Linked DNA regions of Mus musculus: all the other regions are linked to region 3. The links are chromatin loops, found by intact Hi-C in ENCODE. Cell type or tissue: heart. All regions are shown on one strand. Each heading gives the region's core, and the rest is flanking DNA. Links, peaks and the distances in the headings are about the cores only. Region 1 holds the start of Ufm1 (ubiquitin-fold modifier 1). Region 2 holds the start of Foxo1 (forkhead box O1). Region 3 holds the start of Nhlrc3 (NHL repeat containing 3). Region 4 has its middle 2.5 kb from the start of Rab33b. Region 5 holds the start of Cog6 (component of oligomeric golgi complex 6). Region 6 has its middle 6.0 kb from the start of Foxo1.

The links. Hi-C counts contacts between places; a loop is a spot of excess contacts. Peaks named below come from ENCODE experiments on the same cell type or tissue, not always from the same donor. Only the 100,000 strongest peaks of a DNase experiment are listed, where the experiment ranks them.
Region 1: a loop joins it to region 3, with 7 times the contacts of the local background. A loop is called at or near these places in 11 of 42 quality-filtered maps.
Region 2: a loop joins it to region 3, with 2.9 times the contacts of the local background. A loop is called at or near these places in 7 of 42 quality-filtered maps.
Region 4: a loop joins it to region 3, with 6 times the contacts of the local background. A loop is called at or near these places in 5 of 42 quality-filtered maps.
Region 5: it touches region 3 in a loop (4-fold over the local background); 10 of 42 quality-filtered maps call a loop at or near these places.
Region 6: it touches region 3 in a loop (2.3-fold over the local background); 13 of 42 quality-filtered maps call a loop at or near these places.

What each region holds. Positions count from the first base shown.
Region 1 is chr3:53,861,524-53,866,428 of GRCm38, forward strand. It overlaps Ufm1 (ubiquitin-fold modifier 1), which reads right to left and starts at 2,284. Exons shown (of 6, transcript NM_026435.5): 1 at 2,226-2,284; 2 at 2,091-2,147. The coding sequence starts at 2,227. In heart, for the core only: no CTCF peak of the experiment used is centred there; DNase peaks (open chromatin) are centred at 2,278 and 2,578; H3K4me3 peaks cover 1,768 bases; H3K27ac peaks cover 1,500 bases.
Region 2 is chr3:52,267,505-52,272,409 of GRCm38, forward strand. Foxo1 (forkhead box O1) reads left to right here and starts at 833. Exons shown (of 3, transcript NM_019739.3): 1 at 833-1,918. The coding sequence starts at 1,298. In heart, for the core only: a CTCF peak has its summit at 956; DNase peaks (open chromatin) are centred at 747, 1,257, 1,957 and 2,617; H3K4me3 peaks cover 4,000 bases; H3K27ac peaks cover 2,840 bases.
Region 3 is chr3:53,461,389-53,466,293 of GRCm38, forward strand. It overlaps Nhlrc3 (NHL repeat containing 3), which reads right to left and starts at 1,870. Exons shown (of 7, transcript NM_172501.2): 1 at 1,672-1,870; 2 at 924-1,076; 3 at 244-391. The coding sequence starts at 1,755. It overlaps Proser1 (proline and serine rich 1), which reads left to right and starts at 2,407. Exons shown (of 13, transcript NM_173382.2): 1 at 2,407-2,931. The coding sequence starts at 2,887. In heart, for the core only: no CTCF peak of the experiment used is centred there; DNase peaks (open chromatin) are centred at 1,893 and 2,303; H3K4me3 peaks cover 3,493 bases; H3K27ac peaks cover 2,032 bases.
Region 4 is chr3:51,479,053-51,483,957 of GRCm38, forward strand. No RefSeq gene overlaps it. Among named protein-coding and RNA genes, the nearest start is that of Rab33b, 2.5 kb to the right of the region's middle. In heart, for the core only: a CTCF peak has its summit at 2,207 (motif pointing right); no DNase peak of the experiment used is centred there; H3K4me3 peaks cover 408 bases; H3K27ac peaks cover 363 bases.
Region 5 is chr3:53,015,353-53,020,190 of GRCm38, forward strand. It overlaps Cog6 (component of oligomeric golgi complex 6), which reads right to left and starts at 1,871. Exons shown (of 19, transcript NM_026225.3): 1 at 1,694-1,871; 2 at 117-260. The coding sequence starts at 1,846. In heart, for the core only: no CTCF peak of the experiment used is centred there; a DNase peak (open chromatin) is centred at 1,879; H3K4me3 peaks cover 1,510 bases; H3K27ac peaks cover 1,117 bases.
Region 6 is chr3:52,259,860-52,264,764 of GRCm38, forward strand. No RefSeq gene overlaps it. Among named protein-coding and RNA genes, the nearest start is that of Foxo1, 6.0 kb to the right of the region's middle. In heart, for the core only: a CTCF peak has its summit at 2,723 (motif pointing right); a DNase peak (open chromatin) is centred at 2,762.

The sequences.
Region 1 (4,905 bases), core at 432-4,431, 400 kb after region 3:
TGCCTGCTTCTGTGTGTACACATGTGTAGAGGGGCTGATAGAAGCCAGAAGAGGGCATCAGATCCTTAGGAACTGGAGTCATTGCCAGTTGTGAGCTAGGAATGTGGGTGCTAGGAATTGAACCTGGGTCCTCTGCAAAAGTAGCTGTGCTCTTAACAAACCATCTCACCTGGCTGGTGAGATGGCTCAGCGGGTAAGAACACTGACTGCTCTTCCAAAGGTCTTGAGTTCAAATCCCAGCAACCACATGGTGGCTCACAACCATCTGTAATGAGATCTGACATCCTCTTCTAGTTTGTGAAGACAAATGTTATAGACTTCCATATAATAAACCACCAAGCCATGGCTCCACCCAGGTTGGTAAAAGTGCAGACCATGGGCAGACAGACACTTAGATGAACCCTCTCTCTCTCTTCTTAAAGACACTGTGTCTTTAAGACGCTAGCCTCCAACCCAGAGAATTAGCTTGCCTTTGCCTCACAAATGCTGGGATTATAGGTGTGCTAGTATGCCCAGGAGGAGATCTGTCAGCAAGGCCAACTTTTCTATAGCCTTGGTCTATTTTATTGCTTCTCGTCTAACGTTTTAAAATAAAAATGTTAAAGGCAGTGTTAATTAAGTACAAAAACCAGACACCTCTCTAGCAGAGAAAACGTTTCTATTTGTCAACACATAAAACATCGATGTCATATAACATTTGTAGGGCTAAGCCTGGATTTCTCTTCTCAGAAGCGCAGATGAATTTTTTGTGCTAGCATTTTTCCTTCCAAATGTTAATTAATAACCTAATCCTCAGTAGAACAAAGCAGGAAGACTGTAGAAAGGGGCTTTCCCAACAGTAGCTATGTGCTTTCTTGTAAAGGCATGGGAGATGTTTACGGGCATTCCATAAAAGTGAGAGGCGTCCCCTCTGATTTCTTTTGAATGGTGGGAAAAGGAGCTGTGGAAATTTTGAAATAAGACAAAAATACTTTCTGTGGATAGGAAAATGAGAAAATTTAGGGGAGCACAGTCGAGTGCCAGTTATGAGGGTTTCACATAAAACTCATCAGCACTATTGTAATTTCTTCAGGAACAGAGTTAAGTGCAGAGAACATAAATTTGGTTTTTCACCAAGCAAAATATTCCAAGCTATCAGAGAGGTGGCTATCAGATTCCTGGGAGTTAGCAAAGAAACGATCTTTAAAAAAAAAAAACAAAAAACAACAAAAAAAACCTAGACTACAGACTTTCGTCTGCACACGAAATGAGTGGGTATGGCACTAGGGAGGCAAAAGTGACAGAAAACTTTTAACTTTTATTGTTGAAGGCACACTGCGGTACATCATCCAGAGGAAGAGAATACAGCCATCTGAAGACAACCGTTTAGAATGAGCCCTTACGGGAGAGACGAGGGATACGTAGACCATTTTAGACATGGAAAGATAAGGGAACCACAGGCCACGAGGCTGAATGGATCACGGGTGGGAAACTTCAGAAAACGATGACAGCTGCTCTCAGCTCAGTTAGCTGGGCCTTGGTGCCACCAAACCCGTCATGAATGAAATCTATGGAAACCCTGGTCTGTCGCAGGTTAGCATAGGTCTTCCAGCTGCAGGAACTCAAAAGGGGTCAACTTAAAAATCATACTAAGATGGAGCTGGGTAACCTGTGTTAGCCATCAACTGAACTGCTGAAGCACAAGGAAGGGCCCAACAAGGACACAAGGTCCTACACCCCCATTTCCCAATCCCGCTAAGCACTTTTTATAAAGATCCAAGTGTGTGTGACTGGGAGTTCAGCACCTAGGCACCCAGTCGTTGTGTTTATACACAACAAAGCAAAAAAACTGAAGTTAAGAGTGTTCGGGTCGGACCTGTCAAAAGTCCAGACTTGGGAAGTCCTCCCTAACTTCCGGTAACAGCTGGTCCAGGTAAAGACCTTTAAATCAAGTAAACGGGTTCCATCCTCGTCCAACCTTCTTCCCGTTGCACCTGCCCACCCAGAGCGTTGCGAGGGGCCACTGGCTTTCAGCAGAAATGCCGCACCCTTCCTCCTGTCCCCCTCTGTCCCGCCAGGCCCGGCCAGCTCCAGCCCTGCCTGTCACTCACACTTTGTACGGCAGCCGCGGGTCCGACGTCAACGTGATTTTAAAGGACACCTTCGACCTGCCGGAGAGAACGAGAAGGCGTTACGGTCGGGACCGGCCACGGGGTTAAGGCCGGGACACAGGGACGGATACTTACATGGTGGAACCGCCTGACACACACCGCGCCCAGCCGCCCGCCGCGCTTCCTTGATGGCCGGCAGCGGGGGCCTTCGCGGCCCACGTCGCCCTCCAGCGCGGCTATCCACACAGCGCCTGAAAATTGTGTCGGAGCTCACAGGCTACAGAAGGCCGATAGCCCACAGTTAGACATTTCATTCTGAGTGTGTCTGTATCAAGTTGAAGTGTAAATGGTAGAGAGAGGATATGTTTCTACTTTTGGTAGTTCACTGACACATTTTTAGTCAGGCAATATAAGGGATGTCAAACAGAGCGGCCGCTAGGTCCCCACTGGCTGGTTACGGCGGAAGTAGGGACTGAGTCGAAGCCGGACGTGGCGGCGGAACTGGGGCCGGGACTCAAGGTCCGGGCGGATGAGGAAGCGTTGCGGAGTTGCTAAGCAACCTAGCAGCCGGCACAGATAGATACTAGAGAAGCTGGACTCAGTTGCTTTAACTAACAACGTTCTTTGATCTTTCTAGCATTTCTGATAATACGATTTCCATCCGTATTAACCTTATAGTTTTCTTCACATACTTCACACTTCACTACAGACTTTTTAATAATTTCAAAAGAAAGTTATCACGATAGAATTATGCTGAGATTCCTGTTAGGGCCCAGAAGAAAAAATTGTATCCTAGCACTAGCAGGTTTTGGAGGGAAAAAAAAATCATTACTATATCCCGTTGTTCTTGATGTGTCCAAATAGACTTTAACTCTAATGCAAGGTTGCCAATCAGGTACATTTGTTCAGCTGACCAATGAACCTTGTGTACAGCAGGCACTAAACTAAAGGCTGAGCTCACTGTGTACACCAGACATAACCAAAGGCTGTGATCCCAAGCAATCAGGCATAAGTCCTTTAGCATCTGTCAGTCGGTTGGATTTCTATCGTGAGAGGGGAAAGCTGTCTTTCATCTTTATCACAATGTAAACGCCAAGATAAGCATTCCATCTCACAATAACTATACCTTTAAAAAATATATACTGCAGTAAGTTGATGAAGCCAGAAATAGGCACTGAACCAAGAGGAGACCCAGTCAAACTTTAGAATGACAGGTGGATTCTTCATGAGAAATCCTGATAGATTAGAAGCTCCCTTAAGAACATTGGAACTACATCTCATCTTTCCTGTAATGTTTTCTATAATGGTCTATAATGTTTTCTCCCAAAGGTGAGAATTCTGGTGCTGACTGTAAGTAGCACTCCAATATTCTCCTGCTGTATGCCATGTAGTGAATCCAAGAGACATATACTGACTTGTAGATATGGATATCAAGGCCTGTATCTTCTAACAGCTAAAACTACATAGTTAATGTGTATGACTAAAGTCTTGTCTCTGAAGACAAAATTACCTGTCTACCCGTGCCATCTATTGAAATAACACAAAGTTAGAATACAAATTTTGGTTTGTTTCTAAGAATACACATATATTTTAAATAAAATTTGTATCTGCTCAAGTATGGAACTATGTGACACAACGCTGAAAAGGACACCATAAGTCTTGGATGGAAAGTCGTCCTGGCAGTCCAGAGCCAAGGAATACCACAAAGTCACACTACACAACACACTTCACCCGGGAGATTCATTGGGAGGGGAGAACCCAGGAGGGTGGCTGCCTCTGCTAGGATGAGAAACAGACAAGCAGCAGAAAACCCGGCAAAACATGGGGTTGGTATAGCGTTTCCTGAGGGGTGAGATGGGGACAGAGATTTCCGGGGTGGCCTGGGATTGGAGGAAATACATGGTCTGATCTTTGGGCGAGCTCAGGAATTGGTGGAGGGTTTTTGTTTGTTTGTTTGTTTGTTTTCCCTTGTAGTAGGGCTCCTAGCTATTCTTCCTCAGCGTTGGGATTGGCAGCTAAGCCCAGTAGGGAAGTGTAGGTGCCAGGCCTGCCCCATCTCTGGGGAAAGGGCTTAAGAAGAAGTCTGTGAGCATGGCAGGGACAGCCCTCCTGCCACTCAAGTGGGCATGAATAGTCAACAAACTTACTTTGTTCAGAGTTTCTGTTATATGTACACAACACAGTGACTACAAGATTCAACCCCAAATGGTATGCAACTTCAATAGTCAGATGCTAAGGCTACTCCAGAAATACCGTACTGCATCAAAATAAAATCGAAGGCTCCTAAGACACACCTGAGACTGGAATGTTACAGGCAACTTTAGAACAGATTTTGGGAGGGGCATATATGAGCTTCCTTCCAAGTGGCTCCACCTCTCCCCTAACCAAACCAAGCTGCTGATTTAAGTCCCCTAAGTTATGTATGTGTCAGTTGTTTCTTGTGCTATACCCCATGTTTGATAGTCTATAGTCTGGGCCTCAGTTTCTCGCTTGGTCTACTTGCCCTCTTTCCTCTTCTCTTTTCTTCTTCCTCTCTTGACTCTCCCCACCTCTTTCATGACCAGGCTCAGTCTAGACACATCCAGATGCCTCTAGCTGAACTCTCCCTTATATCTACAATAAACTCCTTGTCTTCAACAATACCTAGGTGTGGTCATGTCTTCATTTCCACTCAATTATCAAAAGATAGTGGGAAGCACCTATTTGTGGCTGTTTAGAATACTCTTTTCCATTTTAATTCCTCCACTGCCACCACATGTTTGTGTCCTCAAGAATGGCCATCTCTAGTGCCCTGAGAGTTTCCCCTTGGTTCTAG
Region 2 (4,905 bases), core at 388-4,387, 1.2 Mb before region 3:
GCAAGCAGTTAAACTTAATTAGGGGTAATAAAGTGACAAAGTTGTCTCTAAGCGCTCCTCTGACTCTTTAGCCACCACACCGGTCCTCAGGAAAAAGTGAGATTCCCGTGGCAGAAAAGCGGTTCCCATAGAAGACGTCGGATCTGAGGCGCTACTGGAGCTAGGTGCTTGTGCAACAGTGTTCTCCCCGCGCCGCACCTCTCTGGGGTTCAGGATGAGTGGAGGCTGGGGGCTGGACCGAGCCGCAGAGGCTCGTCTTGCAGGTGTGCACAGGTAGGGTGGGAAGCGGTTACTCCGGAGCCGCAGAGCGACGGGTCTTCACCGAAGGATCTGCGCGCCTGGGGCGGCCAGGGCAGATGCCAGCTTAAGAAAACATTCCTCCAAAACAAACCCCACCGACTTCCCGAGAGCTGCGCGAAGACGCGTGGGCGGAGCGGGCTTGAGTGGAATCCACGAGGCGCCCCACCGCCCACGTCGCGTCCGGGAGCGCGCAGCGGCCCCGCGCCATCCCGGGAGTCAGGGTCTGGGCTCTGCCTGGAGTACTCGATTGCACTCTGTAGTAAACAAAAGTATGGTAGCCGCCTCCACGCCGGTTTGCCTCCTAGCAATCCGATCGCTGAGACGCCAGAGACTCAGAAACACTTGAGAATTACAGAAAATAATAACGGAGATTGGAAAAAAAAAAAAAAGTGTGTGAGAAAGAAAAATACCCCACCGCCCCCCACCAACCTACTGCCGCCTCCCGAGGGAAGGCAGCGCCCGCCCAGGCCCGCGTTCATTGGCTGCTTCGGCGGAGACTTCGCGCGTCCATTGGCCGCGCAGCCTGTCAGTCAGGGGCGGGGCGGCGCGCGCGCCGCCGCGGGCGGGGAGCCCGCTGCAGATCCCGTAAGACGGGAGTCTGCGGAGTCGCTTCAGTCCCCGCCGCCGCCACATTCAACAGGCAGCAGCGCCGCTGTCGCGCGGCCGCGGAGAGCTAGAGCGGCCCGCAGCGTCCGCCCGTCTGCCTTGGCGTCCGCGGCCCTTGTCAGCGGGAGCGCGGTGCCCGAGCTGCCGGGCTCCGCGGCCTGGTCGGTGCCCCGTCCTAGGCACGAACTCGGAGGCTCCTTAGACACCGGTGACCCAGCGAAGTTAAGTTCTGGGCGCGTCCGTCCGCTGCGCCCCGCCGCGCCTGACTCCGGCGTGCGTCCGCCGTCCGCGGCCCCCCAATCTCGGAGCGACACTCGGGTCGCCCGCTCCGCGCCCCCGGTGGCCGCGTCTCCCGGTACTTCTCTGCTGGTGGGGGAGGGGCGGGGGCACCATGGCCGAAGCGCCCCAGGTGGTGGAGACCGACCCGGACTTCGAGCCGCTGCCCCGGCAGCGCTCCTGTACCTGGCCGCTGCCCAGGCCGGAGTTTAACCAGTCCAACTCGACCACCTCCAGTCCGGCGCCGTCGGGCGGCGCGGCCGCCAACCCCGACGCCGCGGCGAGCCTGGCCTCGGCGTCCGCTGTCAGCACCGACTTTATGAGCAACCTGAGCCTGCTGGAGGAGAGTGAGGACTTCGCGCGGGCGCCAGGCTGCGTGGCCGTGGCGGCGGCGGCTGCGGCCAGCAGGGGCCTGTGCGGGGACTTCCAGGGCCCCGAGGCGGGCTGCGTGCACCCAGCGCCGCCACAGCCCCCACCGACCGGGCCGCTGTCGCAGCCCCCACCCGTGCCTCCCTCCGCTGCCGCCGCCGCGGGGCCACTCGCGGGACAGCCGCGCAAGACCAGCTCGTCGCGCCGCAACGCGTGGGGCAACCTGTCGTACGCCGACCTCATCACCAAGGCCATCGAGAGCTCAGCCGAGAAGAGGCTCACCCTGTCGCAGATCTACGAGTGGATGGTGAAGAGCGTGCCCTACTTCAAGGATAAGGGCGACAGCAACAGCTCGGCGGGCTGGAAGGTGAACGGCCTCTGGGCGGCCCTGGGGGGTGGGGTGGGGATGTGTTGGGGCCGGCGGAGGGTCGGCAGTGTGGGTGTTCGGGGCCCGGAAATGATGGGCGCACGGAGAGAGCGGGGCGAGAAATGGCAGGTGTGGCGGGGGCTTCCCGGAGACCCAGAGCCAAATTTGGACCAGGTGCAGGCGAGGGACTTCTAGAGAGACCCGGGCAGGGCTCGTTTGGGAACTTAAGTGAAATGGCAGAGCAGGCGTGAAAGTTAGCTTAGTTGTTGGAGCGAGGGGTTCGCTTCCAAGGTCCCTCTCCATTTGACACTCCAGACCTCCTGCGAGGGGGTCGGGCGACTCCTCCACCCACACGCGCACCCACTCTCCCGACCCTCGGCCGCCAAGGTTTCCCCGGGACCCGACCGCGGAGGTGCGGGGCGCACTGGAGACATCCCCCACCCCCACGCGCGCGCACGCAGGCGCGGGGCTCCCGCAGCTTTTGGGATAGCCAAACGCGCAGCTGGCTGAGCCGTGTGCGGGCCAGCGGTTGCAGAAAGTTGCGGAGGCCGGGGCAAATTTGGTTTTAACCAAAGTGGCCTGGGCACTGAGCAGGTGGTCGAGCGTTCCCACTCACTGGGTACGGTTTCGGACGCGCGCAAGTGGGTGGCCAAGGCTTTTAGGCTCTGGGCAATCTAAAGTTCAAGTGTGACCCTTGGCCGGGGCGGGAGCAGGCGAGGAGGGAGGGACCGGGTGTACAGGAAGCTAGAACCTTTAAAGGGCCAGTGCCTCCAGGCTGGGAGGCCACACTTTTTGCACTCAGAGAAAGGCTTCCACAGTTGGGCTGGCTTGGGGAGGTATGCATTTAATTGAAAGCCGAGAGGCTGCTGTGTGTGACCAGATTATGCGTGAGTGTTGGGGAGTGATTTACCGTAAAGCATGCAGCTACCCACGACCGGGCAAGTCTGGGAGCCCTGAAGTGAGTATTTGGTGGAAGTCTTAAGTGCTCACTTGGGGAATTACGGAAGACCTTTTTGCCTCGAAGGAGGATTGGAGACTTATAAATTAGGTGTTTAAGGCCTTTGTTTACCTTTCCGGTGGGAGGGAGAGGACAGGTGACTCAGTGTGGACTGTGGCATCCCTACCAGTGGAGGTTGGGGTGGTATAAGGGCTGGGGCCTTTGGGGAGGAGAGAATCTTACCTAGAAGTCCCTCTCGAGGTGTGGCCACCTGTGGCTGACAGTTTCTCAGAATCACAGGTGGGACATATGTCTTAAGAATATCCAGTTTTTTCCCCCTCCTGGCCTTGGCTGTGCAGCAGAGCAGAGATTAGCCTTCACGGCATGATTGTAATAGCAAGGTGGTTTCACATACTCTGTCATCCCTGTGGTTAAAGTCTCTAAAAGGTCAACTTACTCACCTCAGACGAAAGTTCTTGCAGAAAGAGCCAGAGGGGTGGTTTTATTTTTCCCACAGTGAGTTTTAAAGATACATACAAGACCTTACCCTTACGTGCAATATTACCAAGTGTTCCAAAATGCAAAATACCTATTTTTCAAATTCTAATTCACAAGATAGTGATTGACTTTAAAATCCAATTTTACTTAACAGTGACTTTTAAGTACTCCAGTGCTTTACTTGATCGTGGGAGCTTCAACTGTTACATAAAGCATTTGCTATTGAAAACAAAACAACAAAACAGAAAACCTCTTAAACGTTTTGGGCACCCAAAGCACAGTGTGTAGTTAACCCATTCTTTCCTGTTCTCAGTTTATAGCCGTGCCTTGCTTTAAGAATAAGGTGATGTTTGCGGGAGTTTTTGGTTTTGCCTTTCAGGCGGCATTGTGAAGATGCTCTTGAGAACTATAACTTGATTTTTAAAATTAGTTCTTAGAAAAATAGGTTATGTCACAATATCTTTTTAGTTATTTTACTCCATTCTTCTGATTTCTTAATAATGTGAGTTTAATGATTTATGTATTAAATTGTTTTTCTCCTTGGCACCAAGAACCTAGAAGCTCAGGCTTTGGAGAAGTGAAGACCCAGCCAGCCATTGCCTGAACAGCAAGTGAGCTTTGGACTAGGGAGCAGGTCACTGTGTTTTCAGAGGAGTAGATAGATGCTTGACAGTAAAGTCTGTCGGCGTAAGCTGAACCACGGCAAGTGTGTTTTCAGTTTGAGTAAAGGGGTATTTTAAGAAGAAACCTGAACGGTTGTAACTCATAACTAGGCTTCTGGTTAACGTTTCATAAGAATGAGTTCTGAGACTTGTTAAAGCTAAGTTTCACTCTCAGGTCTGAGAATTCATAAAGGAAGAAACTGTATCATGACTTACACTTGAAATCCTACAGTGCAAAGCAACCAGAGCTTGACTGTTTGAGTATTAAGGAGTGACAGCTTTGGGGTAGGCTTTATTTCCTGTAATCAGCTATTGAGAATTATTAATTAACTGTGCTTCATGGTGGTCTTCTTAAGGGCTTGCCTGAGAATTTGAAGGACATAGTAACTGGGAAGCTGTTAGTGTCCAAAATTTATTTTTAGAAAGTGGGATGTAGTTCAATGGTAGGATGGTTTCCTAACATGCAGGGTTCACTCCCTGACACTGTATAATCAACAGGGCGTTGTGGTCCATGCCATCAGTTGTAGCATAGATAGATATACAGGGAAATGACTTGTATACTTGTATACTTGTATACACAGGTTAAACATTATGGAGAATTATTATAAAACGTTGGAATTGGAGGCTGGAGGATTGTAAGTTAAACGGCATCCCAAAGATGTCTGTCCTGGGCTACTTCGGGCTACATGAGCTCTTGAGACAAAAACAAGAGCAAACAAAAGACAAGAAAATGAAAGAAAAAAACAAAACCTTTCAATGTTTAAAGAAGTGTTGTCTTTTTCTTGTTTTTGGACATGGTATCTAAGTAACATTTATCTTAAATTGATAGTGCGAGCACACATTTGTCAACTGGTATGCATGCATATGTGTTGGGGGTCTAGCGGGTCTCA
Region 3 (4,905 bases), core at 342-4,341:
CCATCCCACCCCCACCCAAATAAAGTTCCCTTGACAAGTTTAAAAGATCGGGATTATAGTGTTATTGAATTTCTTGATTATACAGTAGTGTGGTGCAAATTTGTAGAAAGACATGATTTTATGAAATATTAAGGAAATTATGATTAGATTCAGCAATGCTAGCCTTAAAGTGTATAAGCAAGAACATGGGCAAAGATGTGACTCTATCTAGGAAGGCAATTTAATAGATAGTACTACACATACCGCTTCCTACGTCCGTGATCCAGACGGACTGTTCAAATGGTGTGCCGGAGACAAACATACCATGGGGTGTGTCAACTGTATAATTCCAGGCTCGTAGGAAATAGCCATCCTCTGAGAACACTAATACCTTGGGGATGTTATCCCCTCTCTGAAGGCACACAAAAACAACTGCTTAGAATCACTCAATAGGAACGCTAATCTTTACTTTTGTCAGAGAAATCAAAATGAAAGTATAATAAGAAATTTAGAAGTGTGTAAAAAAAAAGCACTAACTTCAAAACTTAATAATTTCTAATGCATACAAATCTAAAATGTGCACTTGAAGCCAACTCAAAATTAAATTGCATAGTTAGCATACTATAAATGCAGCAGGCTATCTAGGTGGGAAACACTTCTTTCCTTTCTGTTCATCTTCTTTTTTTCCTTTTTGTCATGCTCAGATTGACTGTTCTTTTATTATTCCTGTCTGTTGTGATCAAACTGAATGTATATAATTAAAATTAAAAAAAAATCTCTAGTTGAAGAGATGGCTGAGCAGATGAAAGTGTTTGCTAAGCAAGACTGACACTCAGAGTTCAATCCTGGAAACCACTGGTAGTTGATAACCGCATTAACACTCTGGTCTCTCTTGACCTCACAGGCTCACATATTAAAAAAAAAAAAAAATGCATTCTACTTACTTGGGCTACGTAAACTAACCCGTTGAGGGAATCAACTGCAACACAAAATGTTGCACCAGTGAAGTATTCCGAATTCTTGGGCCAACCCAAATCCAGCCGGAAAAGAGGGTCCTCCATTCTCCAGGAAACGTGAAAAGAAAATGTCCTTGAAACCTCAAATAAAATCAAAATACTCAGATTCAGTTCGACAACCAGAAGGTAGCCGGAAATAAGATTGTATATCTAAAGATCAAAACAACCATAAGAAAAGTCTAATGATGACTTAAGAGTGTAGTAAGAGCTGGGGAAAATCCAGTGTGTGTGTGTGTGTGTGTGTGTGTGTGTGTGTGACTTAAGAGTGTAGTAAGAGCTGGGGAAAATCCAGTGTGTGTGTGTGTGTGTGTGTGTGTGTGTGTGTGTGTGTGTGATGTTTACTTATTTTTATTTAGACTTGTGTGCATGAGCTCGGGTGAGTTTATGTGCACCATGTGCCCACAAAGGCCAGAAGAGGGCATCAGGCTCCCTGGAACTGGAGTTACAGTGAGAGAGTGAGCCTTCAAGTTGGTGCTGGGAATCGAACCTGAGTCCTCTGAAAAAGCTGCTCGAGCTCCCAACCTCCGCGCCACCTCCCCAGCCCCACGTGCATTCTTTTTACACTAAATGAGAGGACGAGTCGTCAGCTGCTGAGCCCCAGGGGAGCAGGTTTGGGACCCCAGGGGCTGTACCCCTCGGTGGCACCCACACCCACAGCCTTCTGCCTGCTATTTACCAGCGAGCCACAGAAGCGCGAATGCAAAACCAGACAGGAAAGGAAGAAGGCGGCGCCCGCCAGGCAGACCCAGGCTCTCGCCATCGCGAGGGTCTGGGAGGCGAAAGTCAGCGAGGCCTGAAGCCGGCTCTAGGGCAGAGGCAGACTAAAGCACCGGGAAACTCGACCGGAGAACCGCCGAAGACTAATTCCGGGTGTCCTGCTCCTTGCTCCGCCCCGAGTCAGGCGCCCAGCGAGTGACCCTGGTCCCCACGCCGAGGTGCTCCTGGCCACTAGGATGGCGGCGTCCGCAGATCTTCCTGACCTACTTACTCTTCGCTCCTTTAAACTCACTTTCAAGAAGCAAAACAGAGCACCGAGAAACTGAAGAGTTAGGGGATCGTGACACTAAAACAATGACTACCACGCTCCGAAAAGGACTTTAGTCACGTCTGCTCCACAAGCATTCAGGCTTCTGCCGTGGACGCCTATATTCCCACACTAGGACCCCGCCCCCCCCCCCCGACGCCCCAAACTAATCATTTGTGCAAAAGCGACTTAAGGTGGCGGTGCACCATTGCGTCTTGTGGGCGCGACACGCTCTATCAAAGGTCCCCTGGAGCTGGTGGGGCATTTAGGGGAGCACCCGCTGGGCGCCTGGCCGTATGAGCGCTGAGGTGCTCGAGAGCCTCCCTTCGCAAGGCTCTGGCCCCCTTCGTCCGGCTCCTAGTGCGCCCCGGCCGCCCGCCCGCTCCCGGAAGCTACGAAAGCCCGTAACAAAGGACCTGCGGGGGCCGCCGGTTGCCGGAGCTGCGGGACCCCGGGATCGGGCGGATCGGCGGGTCTGAGCGCCCGCGGGGCCACGTGTCCCGGATCACGGCGGTGAGCGGAGCGTGGCTCGGCGGCCTTCCCCGGAGCACCCGGCTGTCGGCACCCTCCGGAGCCCTGATTTCTGCAAACGCACAAGCCCGCTCTGCTCTGAGCAGCTGAAGCTTTGTGTGAAGAAGCTACTGAAGTCTGATTTTTATTTAAAAAAACAAACAAACAACAACAAAAAAAAACCCAACTTTTTCCAAGTTTTCGTTCTGGGATTTTTTGTTTTGTTTTGGTGCAGTTTGCAATACTCTACCTCCTCGCCTCCTTTCTCCTCCTGGTGTATTATCCACGAGACGAACCTGGGATGAGCGTTTTGTAATTGCAAGAACTGTGAGACGTCACGACGGAATAGTACTCAAGATGGACAAAAAGTCCTTTGAGACGGTGCTGGATGAAATTCGAAAGGTAATTGACCTTGTTCCCTGAAATTCGTCTGAGATAATAATGGTCGTGAGTTACTTTCTTTGAGGTGTTGTGTGTAGTCAGCAGAGGAACTTGAACTTTCCTGTGTAACGTAAGAACTTGCATCTTGGTCCGTTGCACCGCTTAAATAGAAGATAAACCACCTCACTGCTAAACTTGGGAAGTCATTGTGGTACGGGAATTACGTTTGTACTACCTACAGCCCCGGAGCCAACTGTAAATCCGTAATAACTGAGCTTTTGGTTGACTGACATTTATTCAATGTTAACATGGTTCGGTAACAGGAGTGACTAGGCACTGGAAGGGATGCCGAGAAAGTTCTTTTCCAGATCTCTTCCCCTGCCTTTGCTCTCCTTCCATCTTTTTGACACTGTTTATATTTCCTATTTCCTGGAAGGAACCAGGCAGCAAAAAAAAAAAAAAAAAAAAAAAAAAAAATTTGGAATGTAAGGTTGAGGCTAAAAGTATCTCTTACATAAAAAATAGCAGGTTGCCTGTTTGACAGAAAGGGCAGTGCTGTGACCTCACAGCATCTCACAGCTTGCATCTGTTCGGCATCTCAAACGGTGCCCCTGACTGGCACTGCAAAAATTGGCGCCAGATCTAGAGGTTTTTGTTTTTGTTTTTTTGTTTGTTTGTTTGTTTTTTGAGACAGGGTTTCTCTGTATAGCCCTGGCTGTCCTGGAGCTCACTTTGTAGACCAGGTTGGCCTCGGACTCAGAAATCCGCCTGCCTCTGCCTCCCGAGTGCTGGGAATAAAGGCGGGCGCCACCACGACCAGCGGATCTAGAGTTTTGTTTTGCTCTTTGTAAGACCCCTTTTCCTCCCTTCCCCCCTTTTCAGATAACATATATTTAATCTTTCATATTTGGTGGTGCTGAATTTTTTTCTTTTCAAATAAACTTCTGCACTTGCTGAGTCTCATCTAATTAAAATTTGAAACAAAATGTCTTTTTATCATGTACTTAGAATTTGCCACAGTTGGTTTCTGAGCTGTTTTTTAACCATTCTGAGAAAATAAATTTTAAGTTAAGGTAGACATGAATGCAGACATGCATATGTCTATCTTCTCCCTTCTCAGCCTTGTAAAAATGTCTGGTAATAAATATCAACGAGGGAATCGGAAAGGCTCCAGAGATAAAAGTCTGTTCAGACGGGGTAGCCTTCAAGGCCACAGTTCTAGTCTGCAATCAAAATGTGTCGCCAGTTGGCTTTGCCAGATGGAGAAGACAGCGACAGTGTCTTAGTCTACTAAAATGCAGTAAAATAGATATGGGCGTTTTTAAGTAGGGGTGGTGCTATAATTTTTAGAAATTGCTTTAGATTTTGTAAATGTCCATGCCAATGGGCCTCCTCTTCTGTTGTTACTGTACACCCACAGGTAATACTGGCTCTCACTTCTCAAAGTAGAAGCATGTGAGAAGACACTTGGGGGAAAAATAGGAAAGGCATTGTTTTGTTTTCTCAAAATGGGAGTAATAAGAGCTGTTAATTAGTAAGCACTTTCTGTTTGACTCCAGCTTCTTAATTGGAGTTAGGTGGTGGACTCCCAGTGTACAACCCCAAGCCAAGCCCTCATTAGGTATCTAATACTCCCCCAGGAGTCTGGGGTTTTGGTGGTGGTGGTGGTTTTTGTTTTTGTTTTTTTTAAATGTGTTCCATGTCCTGTGTGGGGCCGCAGCTGGACCTCTCCAGCGTTAGGGGAAGATTTGAGATAGGATTGGTATCATCAGCTCAAGTCAGGATTTGGTCCCGAACCTTGCTTTTGACTGCCTCTTTAATGATAAAGATAAGAACACTCCTCAGCGTGCATTACCCAGAATGCCATGTAAACGCTGACCTGTTGAGCATCCCTGGATGATTTTTCTGGTCGTTGCATTTGCTCCTAGCAGAATGATATATAGAGAAAATACAAATATTATAGCTGTTTTGTGGTTCTGAGAGAATGGCTAGGTT
Region 4 (4,905 bases), core at 318-4,317, 2.0 Mb before region 3:
ATTAAAAAAGAAGCAGGATTGAAACTATTTCTTGCCTCTCTAGAGTTTATATTATTCCTCACCATGGTACACCTGGAGGTCTCCATTTTCGATCTGCCTTCACAGAAGGTCCAGAATTAGTAAGATTATTTTCTTTGATCCTGTGACTCAATTGCCAAGTAACAGCACAAACTCTAAAGGTTTCATACCACAGCAGTATAATGGAGTTGTTGCAGCAGCCTGCAGGTAAGTTAGAATCAGGTTACAGACTGACTCATGTCTCAGACACTGTACTAAAAATTTCTAGGTCAAACATTTAGATATAACTTTTAACTTTTTTTTCCCACTGTAGCCCAATGTAGAGTAAACAAGGTTATTCTTGTCAGTATTGCTATTTTCATTATTCCTCGTCATTATCGCCTGCTATGGCTCACTAGGCCAATATTTAAGGAAGCAGTTTATAATTCTTTCCTTGATACCCTACAAATTTTAACTTTTACAAATTATATTTGTATAAAATACAAGAGTGTTGCTGGGCGGTTATATTGAATGCTTTTAATTCCAACAATCTTTGAGTTCAAGGCCAGCCTGATCTACAGAATGAACAACCAGGGCTACACAAACAAAACAAAACCAAATCCCACCCCCACCCCCAATCCAGTAACACAAGAATGTCTAAATAGGAATGGATAAATTGAACTATGTAAAGTTCTGTAGCTAAAATGAGTAAATTAGCAAAACTTAATTAAGAATTGCCTTCCATGGAGCTGGGGAAATTGGCTATCTTGGTAAAGTCTTGCCAAGCAAGCCTGAGCACCTGAGTTCATGCCCCTGCACCTACATAGAACTCAGGCTCACTTAGAATTTCAGCCTTTGGGAGTTAGAGATTAGAGGATCCCTGGGATGCTGGCCATAGAGGTGAGAGGATTCCTGGGGTGCTGGCCATAGAGGTGAGAGGATTCCTGGGGTGCTGGCCGGATGGCCTGATACAGAGACCTTGTCTTCAGCACTCAGGCTGGTGAAGTAGCTCCAGGTGAGGGCCTCAGACATCGAGTGCTGACCTGGGACTCATATGGTGGAACTCCACTGATATCCATGTGTATGTTGTGATGTGGCTCCTCACACACATGCACACAGATATGTAATTCAAAAAATAAGATAGGGGCTGGAGAGATGGCTCAGTGGTTAAGAACACTGACTGTTCTTCTAGAGGACCTGGGTTTAGTTCCAGCACTTGGGAGACAGAAGCAGGCCTGCTCTACATAGCAAGTTCCAGAACAGACAAGGATCTCTGAGAAACGTTCTCTCCACACCCCAAAGGATTGAGATTGATAGAGGATACCTGACATTGATCTCTGTCATCAATCTGGGTGCACACACGGTACACACTCATCAGCACGTATATACGTACTGTAATTGTACATAGATTTAAACCAAAAGGAAAAGTGGAATGTAACTGATACATAATAGCCCAGAAGGAATGATTTGTACCCAGTTGAAGAAATACATGAAGAAGGGGGGTTGTAAAGAGGAAAGATAGTTGCAGCAGGAAAGAAGTATGAAGAGAGGTTTGCTGGAGAAATGGTGTAGAATTCAGAGAGGATGCTCCTGAAAGTCTGGTGTCCCAACTCCATCTCCCAAGGGTTGGGATTAGAGTGCACCACCACACCCAGTTTTATGAAGCTCTACAAGTTGAACCCAGAGCTTTGCGTATGCTAAGTAGGCACTCTCCCAACTGAGCTATGTCCCAGTTGAAGCAGAAAAAGTGTCTTAAGATTTTTGAGATATATATATATATATATATATATATATATATATATATATATGTGTGTGTGTACACATATGTATGTATATGTGTAGTGTGTGTGTGTGTGTGTGTGTGTGTGTGTGTATGGTTTTTCGAGACAGGGTTTCTCTGTGTAGCCCTGGCTGTCCTGGAACTCACTTTGTAGACCAGGCTGGCCTCAAACTCAGAAATCCGCCTGCCTCTACCTCCCTAGTGCTCGGTTTAAAGGCGTGTGCCACCATGCCCAGCTCTGACTTTTATATTTATCAACTATAAAATGATAGTTGTAATTAAGTGACTTTTCAAAATAACTACTTCTGGTGCTAGAGATCAAATGTGCCTCACAGATGCTAAGATGTACTCTACCATCAGCTCCAGTATTACTCTTTATGTTACTAAAAATGGCTCATGGAAAAGAGTGCATTCTCCCTGTGTAGCCACCAGAGGGCACCAGTGAACAGTTTAACAGCCATACCCAGCATCCTATTTTGGAGAAATCACTTTTTCACTATATATATCTACTGTAGAAAAAAAAAAAACCAAAAACAAGTTTAGTCATTCATAAATGTTATCCTAAGAGAATTGTTGAGATTTTAAGGGTACTGGGGATCAATGCAGGGCCTTGTTAGGTAAATGGCTTACCACTGAGTTTTCTTTTTTTTTTTTAACATATACATATTTATTTTTTATTTGGCATTATAAGGACATAATAGGTATACTGCTTGTTTGAGAGAGAATCTTTATGTAGTCCTGGCTGTCCTGGACCTCAGTATATAAACCAGGCTGGCCTTGAACTCACAGCAGTCACCCTGCCTCTGCTCCTGCTACATTCAGCAGGTTGACTTTGAACTTGAGATCCTCCTGCCTTATCCTTCTGCGGACCCGGGATCATGGCTATGTGCCACCTTTCCTGGCTGACAAACTATCAGCTTAGGCAGGAACTAAGAGTTGGGAGAAAGAATTCTGGGAGAGAAGGAGGTGGGAAGATTTGCCAGAAAGATACGACGGGATGAACTCATGGTACCTGAGCACAGGTAACCAGCCACATGGCAGAATGTAGGCTAGAATAAACGGGATATTTTAATTTATATCTAATCAGAGAAGAACCTAGCTATATGGCCAAGATATTTGCAGATATATTTTGAGTCTGAGTCTTATTTCTGGAAGGAGTAACCAGGGCCCAACCACAATGTCCCACAGTGCAACACCAAAATGTTTATAAACAGTACAGTTCCTTGTATCACTTCTTCATGCCTCGGGTCTCCCATGGAGGCAGAAAAAGCCCAAGGGCCAGGTGTTTCCTGAGAGCACACAGAGTTGCTTTACAGAAGTGCTATGCACTGACGAGATTTAGAGAGTCTATTCAAGCATCCATGTCCACTCATTTCCACTCAAGTGAAAGAATGTTCATTGTGTTAAATATAAGCATTTTTCCTTAGTGGGAGAGAAAGAAGGCCTCTGTCTTAGTTATTCTTCTATTGCTATAGCGAAACACCATGACCAAGACAACTTAGAAAATAAAGCATTTAATTGGGGGCTTGCTTACATTTTCAGAGGGTTAGTCCATGATCATCATGGCAGCAGCCAGGCTGAACTTGAATCATGATTATCCTCCTGCCTCAGCATGTACTATTATATCATGCAGTTCTACATTTTCAATGGAACTTCAATAGGACCCAAGTCTCAAAATGAAATGTTTAAAATGCCCAGGATGTAAGCCCAATTACTAAGCATTCAAAGAATGCGGGAAATCTCAGTCCTCCTAGGAAAAATGCTGCCAACACTGCACACAGATGGTGAAATTATCTCATGAACTATTAACCATTTAATGGAGGTTAATTCTCATTTGTCTCATGTCTGTAAATTCAGGCAAAGTGATCAACAGCTTTCTTCCTGGGCTCTTTTCTAGGGATATTTGTATAGCAATCGTTTTTTGCGTGATAAAAAATATTTTTTTCTTCTTGTTCTAGGGGGAGTCTTGTTTGGTCTCCAGGATGAGAAAAGGCACCATCACTCTTCTGGATGAAGCTGGACAGATTCAGAGACCATTTATGAAATACCCGTTTCCTGCAGAGCATTTCCTGTAATGCTACCACTTACATCGGACAGACATCACCTTGGCCTCATGGCATCACTTGGGGAATGGGGTATACTCTGCCTCTCTGAGAAGGTGCCTTTTCTTTCTCACCTAGGAGTTTCATTGACAGTTCATCAACTGGCACTGGAACTTGTTGACTTACAAAGTTAACATGTCAGATCCTTCAGAGTTGACTCCAAAACGTCTCCATGTAACCACTAACATACTGTTCCAGCCTTCTCAGTACTGGGATTATAGGCATGTGGTATTACATTCAGCTTAAGTGGTACTTATTTTTAATTTTAAACCAATGGTAACATTCAGCCAGGCATAGTCTCACACCTGTAACCCTAGTATTCAGGAGACTAAGACAGGATTCCCACAAAAATCAGAGCCAGCCTGGATACACAGTGAGGTTCTAGGCCAGCTTTAGCTACAATATGAAAATCCTGGGGGGGGGGGGCTGGATAGGAAAGAAGGGAATAAGGAGATGGTTCTAAATTTGGATCCCCAGAACCCAAGGCAATGCTGAGCAGGCATGGAAGACCTCCTGTAATTCCTACCTTGGAAGATGGAGACAGAATCCCCAGAGCAAGTTAGCTACCAAGACTAGCTCTATGGAATGAGCTCTGGGTTTGACTGAGAGATCCTGCCTCAAGGAGACCTGGCTGTCCTGGAACTCTATGGAGTTGAAGAGAATCACAGAGATTTAAGACTTGTGTTGCTCAAACCAGCCGAAAACAATTTGTCTCTTTTACAAAACAAACTGAGCGGGTCGTGGTAGTGTACACTTTTCATTGCAGCACCGGGAAGGCAGAGGTAGAGGAGAGTCTCTACGGCCAAGATCAGGTTCAGGAGCTGAGTAGCCTCTCACCCTCCTGCCCACGCCGTTCCGCCCCGCTCCACGGAGGCCCGGAGGAAGCGGTGAGCACAGGGGATGCTCAGAGCCCAACTCCAAGCCCCAACCCCGGCTGCGACCAGGCGGCCACGACGCCACTGCGCCGCCGCCTCTCGCGAGACCACAGCCGGGCCGCGCCTCCTTCCTCTCCGCTGTCTCTCTCTC
Region 5 (4,838 bases), core at 1-4,000, 450 kb before region 3:
TTTTAAGTTGGCTTCTAGTTGACCAGTACATTATCAGATACATTGCAATTTAATTAAAAAAAGTATCAAAACACCAAACATATAGCTCTCCATAAACACTAAAAGAAGTTACATACCTCCTTCACGTCTTTGAAGATGTTTACAAACTCCTCATTGATGGCTAAGCTTCTGCGTTCAATATCACCACGTAAATTTCTTCGAGTCCGCAAACTATTTTCAACAAAAAAGGCTGAAAGGGCCTTGAGAGCTTCCAACATCTCCTGCCGAAGTGACAACAGAGGGACATCATTGGGGCTGACTTTTCAGTGGTTTCCTGATATCCAGCCAAAACTCAATAAAATTATTTTCAATTGACTTATTTCCACTAAATGACTCAAAAAGTAATATCTGACTTAATTAATAAGCAGTAAACTTACTTCCAGGACACAATTCACAGTCTACTTACATATAGTTATATATGTAAAGGTAGTACACAACAGAATTGCTTTGAACTTTAATATATTTGTTAATTTTTACAAGAAGGTAATTCCCGTTTTTCATTTAACTTTATTTTACATCCTGACCAGTTTCCCCTCCCCTACTCTCCTCACAGCCCCTCTCCCCTCCCTCCATTCCTCCTCCATTTCTGAGAAGGCAATTCTTTATGTAGTATATGTTCTGAGAGACTGTAAGTGAATTGTCAAAGTGTAGAAAGTTATAGCACCAAGTATCATGAGATAAAAATATGTACATTTATACTGGTTTGGTGCAAAAGAAACTGATTTTAGTATGCCAATTATAAATCAATAGCTCAAACACCTTTATTAATTAAAACAGAAACCTTTACAATGGACACATTTTTGCCAATGAGTTCTGGATTCTGTGAACTCTTAGGGAGCTTCCAGTTGTTTGTGAACGTGTTTTTTCCTGCACAAAGTTGTCAAGATGCTTGAAGAAGTGAGAGCCAAAGTCAGATAAATGCAGGCAAAACTTTATAGCTCGATTCACTCAAATTGCAAAGAGTGGCTTGTGTGCCTGGCAGTTGGGAGTGCTGGAGAAACGGGTCTACTATGTTGACCAGTCCTTGCAGCAGGGTTTGAAGTACTGTGGTTCACAGGGATTCAGAAAGTTTTATTCATCAGACCCGCAGCAAATTTCTCAAATCAGCGACCATGACGTTTTTGTTTTGTTTTGTTTTTTCTCGCTGTTTTGTGGACCTAAGGTCCGCTTTGAGAAGCGCTTTGTAGTTTCTTCTTGATGCTAACACTGGGCTTGTCATCCCAAGCTGTCCTACTCAGTATGGCTTTTGGTAGCATGTCACAACCCTATCTAGCCCAGGGCTTTATTTATAACTCAGCATGTTAATGTTCTGTTTTTGACACACAGGAGTCAAATTCTTGTTGACAGCTTATTTTTACTTACTTCTATCTTTACCCACGTCTTTACGGCTCCCACCTTACTGTATTCTTTTGTGCCACGTAGGCACGGCTATACCTGGCTACTCAAAGCTGCAGGGGAGACAGCCAGCTCTGATAAGAGCCGCGAAGTACTGCTCTAGACGGTTAAGGGGAGGGCGTGCGGGAAGGAGTTCAAGTAAAGGACACAGCAAGAGCGCAAGGGCAGGGCACAGCTACCCCAAAAAGCGCTTCCCTACGCCTAGGACAGCAGCAGCTTCTGCCCGAGACCAGGGGTCCGCCCCGCCCCCTCCGGTTACCTTGTCATTTTCTAGCCGTGTCTCCAGGATCTTGTGCAGCTTACGCGACAGCGGATTGTTGGGCTGCGCGGGGGTCGCACCTGCCCCATTACTGAAGCCATTGGCGGCCCCGGAGGCGGGGACCGCAGCCACCTCCCCGCTGGCGTCAGCCATCGCTGACAGACCCGGCGTAACGGAAGCACTGCGCTTGTGCACTCACTCGCGCATGCGCACACCTGGCCGCGCATGCGCACCGCGATCCGAGACGCTCTACCTGCCCGGTTTACTTTAAAATCCTGGGAGGCGAGGACACGCTCAGAAGAGATTGGAGGTTGTCTACAAAGTGAGTTCCAGGACAGCCAGGGCTATACAGAGAAACCCCTGTCTCGAAAAACTAAAAAAAAAAAAAAAAAAAAAACAAACAAACAAAAAAAACCCAACAACAACAACAACAAAAAAAAGAGGTTGGAGGTTGTAAAAGAGACTTCAGGAATCTGAATCTTGAAAAAAAAAGCCAAAGTAATAATGTAAAATATGTAAAGTAATAATGTAAAGTATATGTAAAATATGCCGAAACCAGTAGCTGGCATGCATGCATGATCAACAGAACTGATTGCAATTAAATTTCGTTTATCTGAATTCATCATTCTGAAAAGCATCAATCGAAGCTAGAGTATTTGCCAGGGCTGCTGGTGTGCACTGACATAAATAATAAACAAGACAGTAAACAGAAGGCAATGAAGAGACAGAGGAAAGAAATGAAATGCAGGCCAAAGTGGTTACTCAAGAAGGCTTGGAAGGACCTGGCCTTTAATTTCAGATTTAAAAGAGACCTAGAGCTGTGAGAAATCTCCAAATAGGAGAAAGCCTACATGTAAAGGCCCAGAAACAAGGAACTTTGCATTCTCACAAACTGACCAAAGGCAGTGTAGCTGGAAAGCAGTGGGCAAGAAAGTGTTTCTCCTGTATGCATGTGTGTATGTGTGTATGCATGCATGCATGGATGTGCACTGTATACATGCAGTCCCAGTGGAGGCCAGAAAGGGCGTCATGTCCCCCTAGAGCTGGGGTTATGATGGTTCCAATCCGGGGTCCTAAGAACTGAACCTAGGTCTTACACAAGAGCAGCTGTGCTCTTAACCACAGAGCCATCTCTTCAGCCTGCGATATCACTTTTTGATTTACAAAACACGGTGACAATTATCAATAATGGCCATACTGTGATAGTGTTAACTGATCTTTTTTATTACACCTGCAAGTTCAGATTCACATTATCGAGCTAGTCTTATTTATTGGCAGTTGCTCTGTGGTAGCAACTCTCTCGCCATAACATGTTACTGGGCACAGGCACCCAAAATTTCAAATCTCTATATACTAATTCCTGCAATCTTCTTTAATCCTTTTCAGCTACTACAGCAAAATGCTCTATACTTGGTAGCTTACAAACAATAGAAATTTATTTCTGATTGTTCTGGAGGATGAGAGGTCCAGAGTCAAGGCACCAATGGCCCTGGGTTCTGCTGGGGTCCCTTTCTGTGTTCATGGATGGACATGTTTGTGCTACTAACCTCATCTGATAGATTGGAGGGATGAGCTGGCTCTCTGAGAGCTGTCTTATAAGATCATAACTAACTCGCCCTCTTCATCTAGTCATAGCTCAAGGTTCAGCCTCCAAACAGCAGAGACCAGGAATTCTGTGTTTGCATTTTAGGGAAACACAAGCATTCAGACCACAGCACCACTCTTCCAAGGATGTCAGACCTTGTAAACCTTATCAACTTCTATATGCCTTTTATATTCTCTTCAAATAACAACTTTCTTGCTACCACTTCTTTAAAATAATTGATTAATTCCCCCATGCAAAGTCTATAGCAATAAAAATGTATAACTCCTAAGTTCCTCATGATATGTAAATAAATAAATAAATAAATAAATAAATAAATAAATAAAATTCTGACATTTTTGTTCAGTATTTGCATGGGCGGGGGCCTTACTCCACTCTGTATTTGTACTCCAGTCAAGTCAAGATTTTGCTGTGCACCAACTTTTGCCTCAATAGCAGTAAAGTAACGATCAATAACCAATCCTATAGAAGCTGTTCTTTAAAAAAGAAAGCAGAATAAAATGGGTAAACACTATAGGTCTTATTCCCACAACTGTCACTAAGCTGTTGCTGGAATGCAAGATTTCTGTCTTTTCCAGACTGTTAGCTGACCAAGGTTTGATATCTGGTGAGGTGACTTACACAGTCACACAAAAAGAATCAGAGCCTTTGGGTGGTTCTGCCTGTATGAGGTTTCTGTGGTTTTCATTTTGCCCCAGAGCATGGCAGTTCTAGGAAATGGTCTGGTGATTCTCTAGGTCCCATCCTTGCTCCCATACTCCACAGGTGACTCCAGTTCCTCCTTAGGATCTGTCATACAGCCACCCGAGTCTCTCTTGGTTTGGTCACTCAGCATCATGAGGAGTTCTCAGCCTCTAGTTCAATGAGTCCCTGCTGATGCTCTATCTTAATGTCCTAATATCTTTCAATGCAAGACCTCATTTCTGTCAATTGCAAACACCAAGATGTCACCACTGGTTTAAGGTCCAGTATTGGTGTTACGAGGATGATATATTTTTGCAGACCAAGAACAATATGATGGGAAGTCCAATTCTACACACACACACACAAGCTTGCTTTGTTTCTAGTTTATATATTCTGACTATATGAGGTAATGAATCAATATGAACTCTAGCTAAGAACAGCATGGGCCCTAGACTAATGAGGTGCCATTTCTTGGCTGTTGCTAGCAGGTTGTTGGTAGCTTCTACATTATAGGGCAGTTCCCTCTTCAAATTGAAATACATAATAAGACTAATGAATTCCATAGGTCTAATACTTCTTTCATGGTAAAGATTTTTTTAAGATTTATTTATTTAGTATACAGTATTCTACATGCATCTATGCCTGCACACAAGAAGAAGGCACCCGATTTTGTTATAGATGGCTGTGAGCCACCATGTGGTGGCTGGGAATTGACCTCAGGACCTCTGGAAGAGAAGCCAATGCTCTTAACCTCTGAGCCATTTCTCCATCCTCAAGAATTTTTTTTAATGTAAGAAGAAAGTTGTATATGAAACTATAGTGAGGTAGAAAGTGTTCAGTAATTGGTGAGTAGCAGAA
Region 6 (4,905 bases), core at 404-4,403, 1.2 Mb before region 3:
AGAATTTCTGGGGATGTGGAACATTACAAGCTGTGGATTGCTGGGTTTGCTGTAACTGCCCCAGCCCATTATTCTGTCATGGAAAGGCAGGAGACTCGCCTTTTAAAAGACAGAAGCAGAGGAACAACCTTTCCAGAAACTAAAGTAGACTCGGACCAGAGCCTCAGTTTTGGCCTTACCAAATGCCATGTCCGCCATGATTTATCAGAAGAGAAGCCTATTAGCTACAGAAACAAACACTGAGATGTTGGGAGGTGGTTTTTGTGCACTGTGTATTCAGATGCTGACCAGATTTGCCAGGATTCCCCAGAGATGGTTCCCTTGGGAGGATGGATAGAGCCGGAGCAGCCAGGACCAAGACTAAGATGTCAGGTGACGACGGGGCACATGGCCAGGTAGCAGGCAGCATAGTTGGGTTGGAATAGATGCAAGCCTTGCCCAGATACAGTGCAAGAAGACTTTTCATAAATATAAGGTCTCTGTGCCTTTATTTGGAAGTTAGAGTGGGCATAGAAAAGCCAGAATTACTTTTACACTAAAACTAAAACAAAACTGTTAGCCAGGCATGTTAATCCCAGCACTCAGGAAGCAGGTGCAGTCAGATATCTGAGTTCAAGGCTGGCCTAGTCTGCCCTGGGAGTAAGTCTCTGTTCGTGTCTGAGGATACCTTCTCAAGGAGATGAGAGCCTTTGCTTTATCTGCAGGGAGACTGCTCTGACGGTGGCTAAAACTCCTTTCTAATCGATGGGCTGCCCCATCGACTGGATCAGATAATGAACTTGTCTCCACTTCATCCAGACAAGGCCTTAAGTGTAACCTAGAAACTCCACTGAGCCCCCTAACCTCAGAGTTCCAGACAGTTCACACATAAACTAGACTACTAAGCCCATCCTCTCTAAATTAATTCTTAAACCCAGTAGAAATGGGCGTAGTCCTTCACCCATGGCCCTTCCTAGAAAGAGATACTAGTTGAGATACACCCCCTGTGAGATCGTGTTTGGAAGGCCACCCCTGGTTGCCTTGTTTAAGAGACCCTATCATGGATGAGATTAATAATCAATTCTTTTAAAATATCTCCAGCCTCTCCAAAGGGTCCAGACTGCAGTCCATATTAGGGTTCCGGAGACCATCTGTTTCCCTCCTCAGTGCCCTGCCATTTATTCTAACCCAGAACCAAGTGTTCATCAAAATGTTTCAGAAAAGCGGACTGACACATGCCTGGAGACAACATCACCCTGTCCTCCTGGGGACGCCAAGTGTGATACAGGTGAATGGAAGGTCCCGGAGTCACCCTCCCATGACAAACGTGTTCCACACCAAAACCAGAATTGGACCGTCTTGCTTGAACCAGACTTGGGCTAAGAGTCTCTCACAAATGGGACTCCTGTTTGGCTATGTCTATCACCTCCTATCTGCCTGTTGGAATCTCAGTCTCACCGTTACTCATAACTCAGAAACTTATTTCGCTCACACAGGAACTTGGTTTGCCCGTACCACTGGACTAACCCGCTGTATAGTGTAGCCATAATAACCAGGGGAGAACGGCGGGTGTCCAATGTCTGCGTCTGTCTGCTAACTTATCTGTTGGAGGCCCATTTCTCCTCTGATTAGGGCAGGAGGACCCAAGGCAGTAGTCCTTGTCACTTTCATTCCTACCATCACTGGAACAAGGAGGGGGCAGCCCTCCTGTACCTCCAGTGGGGCAGCCAAAAAGGGAGATAAGAGGTGACCTCCTATGGTCCCAACTAAGCATACACTTGGGGGAGCACAACCATACATAAAACTGGCTTATTCTATAGCTGTTTCTGCTCTCACAGGAGACTGATAGAAGACAGGCACATCTTCACTGAAGGTGGCTTAATGAAATCTATGAACATACATTTCTAATCCCACTCCATTGCCAAGGCACGGTATTGCATTGTTTTAGCATACTTTAAAAATATGTCTGATATTTATGCTTACTGGACAGTAGAGGGGGACCCAATCTGGTTTCCTTTGTGGCCATGTTTGAAACAGAGAGGAACCACAAGAATTGTTTTGTTTTCTTTTAAATCTTGTCGGGTGCCTCAAGACAGTGGCCCTGGCTTTGACTCCAGCAGCATGTTGGCCGGGCTAGATTAGATGGAGCAAGGCCCTATAGGATAAACTTTCCTGGGTTCTAACCTCTAGAACTCAGGAGAAAGGATGTCTTTTCTATTAAAAAAAAAAATGCAGTAATGATCACTCTCTGATGGTTATGGAACTTAATGTGATTCAGGATTTAAAAAAGAAGGAGGAGGAGGAGGAGGAGGAGGAGGAGGAGGAGGAGGAGGAGAAAGGAAGGAAGGAAGAAAAGAAAGAAAGAAAGAAAGAAAGAAAGAAAGAAAGGGAGAAAGAAAGAAAGTAAGAAAGAAAGAAAGAAAGAAAGAGAGAAAGAGAGAAAGAGAGAAAGAGAGAAAGAGAGAAAGAGAGAAAGAGAAAGAAAAAGGAAAGGCCAGGAAGGACATGAAGCCAGCCAGCCTGGAAGAGCTGACTACTGAAGCTGTCTCAACAGCCAAGCACTAATGACTGGATAGGCTCTACTTCATTTCTGTATACAAACCCAAAATAATCATGATCGTTGCTGGTTACATTGTGTCTAGGCATCTTTTATTAACCTAAACTGAACTAGTTTTCTTTTAAAAAAAAAAATTTATTTTTGCTTGCATGCATGTGAGAACCATATGCATGCAGTGCTCTCAATGACCAGAAGGTGGCAGCGGATCCCCTGGAACTGGAGTTGCCAGGCGCCAATTATCATGTGCTTTTGCTGTTGTTGTTGCAGGGGTATAGTGTTTGTTCAGTAAAAGGAACATAAATTTGTAATGCCATCCCATCCTCCCTTTGAGTGACATCCTCAGCCACGTCATATGATAGATGTTCTTGTTTCCGGTGATGCACAAATCCGAAAAACAGAAAGAAGACATCTGTACTGGTTGGTTTTATGTCAGTTTGACACAAGTTATAGTCATCAGAGGGGAAGGAGCCTCCGGGAGATCCAGCTGTAGGGCATTTTCTCAATTAGCGATCTAGGCGGCAGGGCCCAGCCCATTGTGGCTGGTTCCAACCCTTGGCGGTGGTCCTGGGCTCTAAGAGAAAGCAGGCTGAGCAAGCCAGAGGACGCAGGCCAATCATCAGCGCCCCTCCACGGCCCCAGCCTCAGCTCCTGCCTCCAGGTTCCTGCCTCCAGGTTCCTGCCCTGTGTGAGTTTCTGTCCTGACTCCTTTTGATGATGAACAGTGATGTAGAAGTGTAAGCCACAGAAACCCACTCCTCCCCCAGCTTGCTTTTTGGTCTTGGTGTCTTCATGCCAGCAATAGAAACCCTAAGGAAGTCAACCTCTAGTGGAGCTTCGTTTTGTATTGCAAAGTTTTTCCAAGTTAGAATCTTGTAGAGCTCAAACATGCAACATAACTAAAATATCCTATTTTGAGTTTGTTGTTGAAACATAAGATTATTTAAAGTACATATGGCATCCTTTTTTTTTCTTTCCAGGCACACTCTTTCAGTCATCTGCTAATTAGAAATTTCATTTTTAAATGTTAAACCTAAGTGCAGAGTGAATCCTGTATCCCCTGCATCCTCAGGAGATGGAGGTAGAAGAACAAGAGTTCAAGGCCATCCTCAGCTACTCGACCAGTTAGAGACCAGCCTGGGTTACACAACCCTGCCTCAAAAACCAAAAATAGAGCATGTTAAACCTTAGGAAATAGAACATTGCCATGTTTTTTATAGGTAGTATTTACTGCAAAACAGAAACATGATATCCTGAAAGATGTGTGTGTGTCTGTCTGTCTTATTTTCTGGCACATGGGCCTTTACATAAGGATGGGTCTTCTGAGTCAGTCAAATCTGATATGTAATAATCTCTTCCTCTCTCTAAAAACATTTAAATGTATATGGGTGTTTGCCTGTGGCAGTTCATGTGTAGTATACCTGCAGGGGCCAGAAGGGGACGTCCGATCCCCTGAAACTAGACTAGTCGTGGGCTACCTCGAGGCCTTATGCCAGATCACTCAGTTCTCTTAACCTCCGAGCCATTCCTCTGGGCCCTGAAATTTGATAATCTCTTGTCTCCTGTTTTCACGTCGTCTCTGACACAGGTAGTCTGCACATTATAGAAAAACACATGCACTCTTAACCACACAGCCATTACCTCTATTTATGTATTCATCCATTCATTGATTTAATTCAACAAACGGCAAGCAGTATGGCTAGTTACTAGAAAATGTAAGCAGATGGCCCAGTAGCAACACAGCTGTAGTGAGGTGAGGTTCCTGCCACCAACCCTGAGGAACTGAATGTGATCTCCAGGGTCCACAAGCTGGAATGAGGCAGCAGAATCAAGAAAGCTATCCTCTGGCCTCCACACACTTCCTGTTATGCTTGCTCATACGTGTGTACAGACATACAGACAGACAGACATGCTAGTAGCCTCTTCTTCAGCCGATCATTTCTTTGTTATTATCCTGGACTCTGTTGGCCATTTGTTTGCCATCACATTTGAACCCCTTGCCTGGATTGAACACTACGGAAATGGGGTGCTTAGATTAGAAGAACAAGAAAACGAGCTGATATTATAAAACAGCAATTGATTCCTTACTTTGTAATTTGAGCATTCACGAACACTAGCTTTCCAACTAAAATGCCTCATTAAAACTTCCTCTCTGCCAAAAATGCACGACCATCTGTGTTCTGCATGGCAGCGTTCTCTTAGTTAATACACATGTCCTGCTCTTTGGGAGGAGCTTTAATATGACAAGAAACAGAAATAAGATAGTGAAAACACATTGTGTTTCACAATGAACGCAAGGTTGAGACTCGTGACACTTCGCTCTCTATTAATTTTATGGCCATACTGAGTCCTCAATGTCACACACACACACA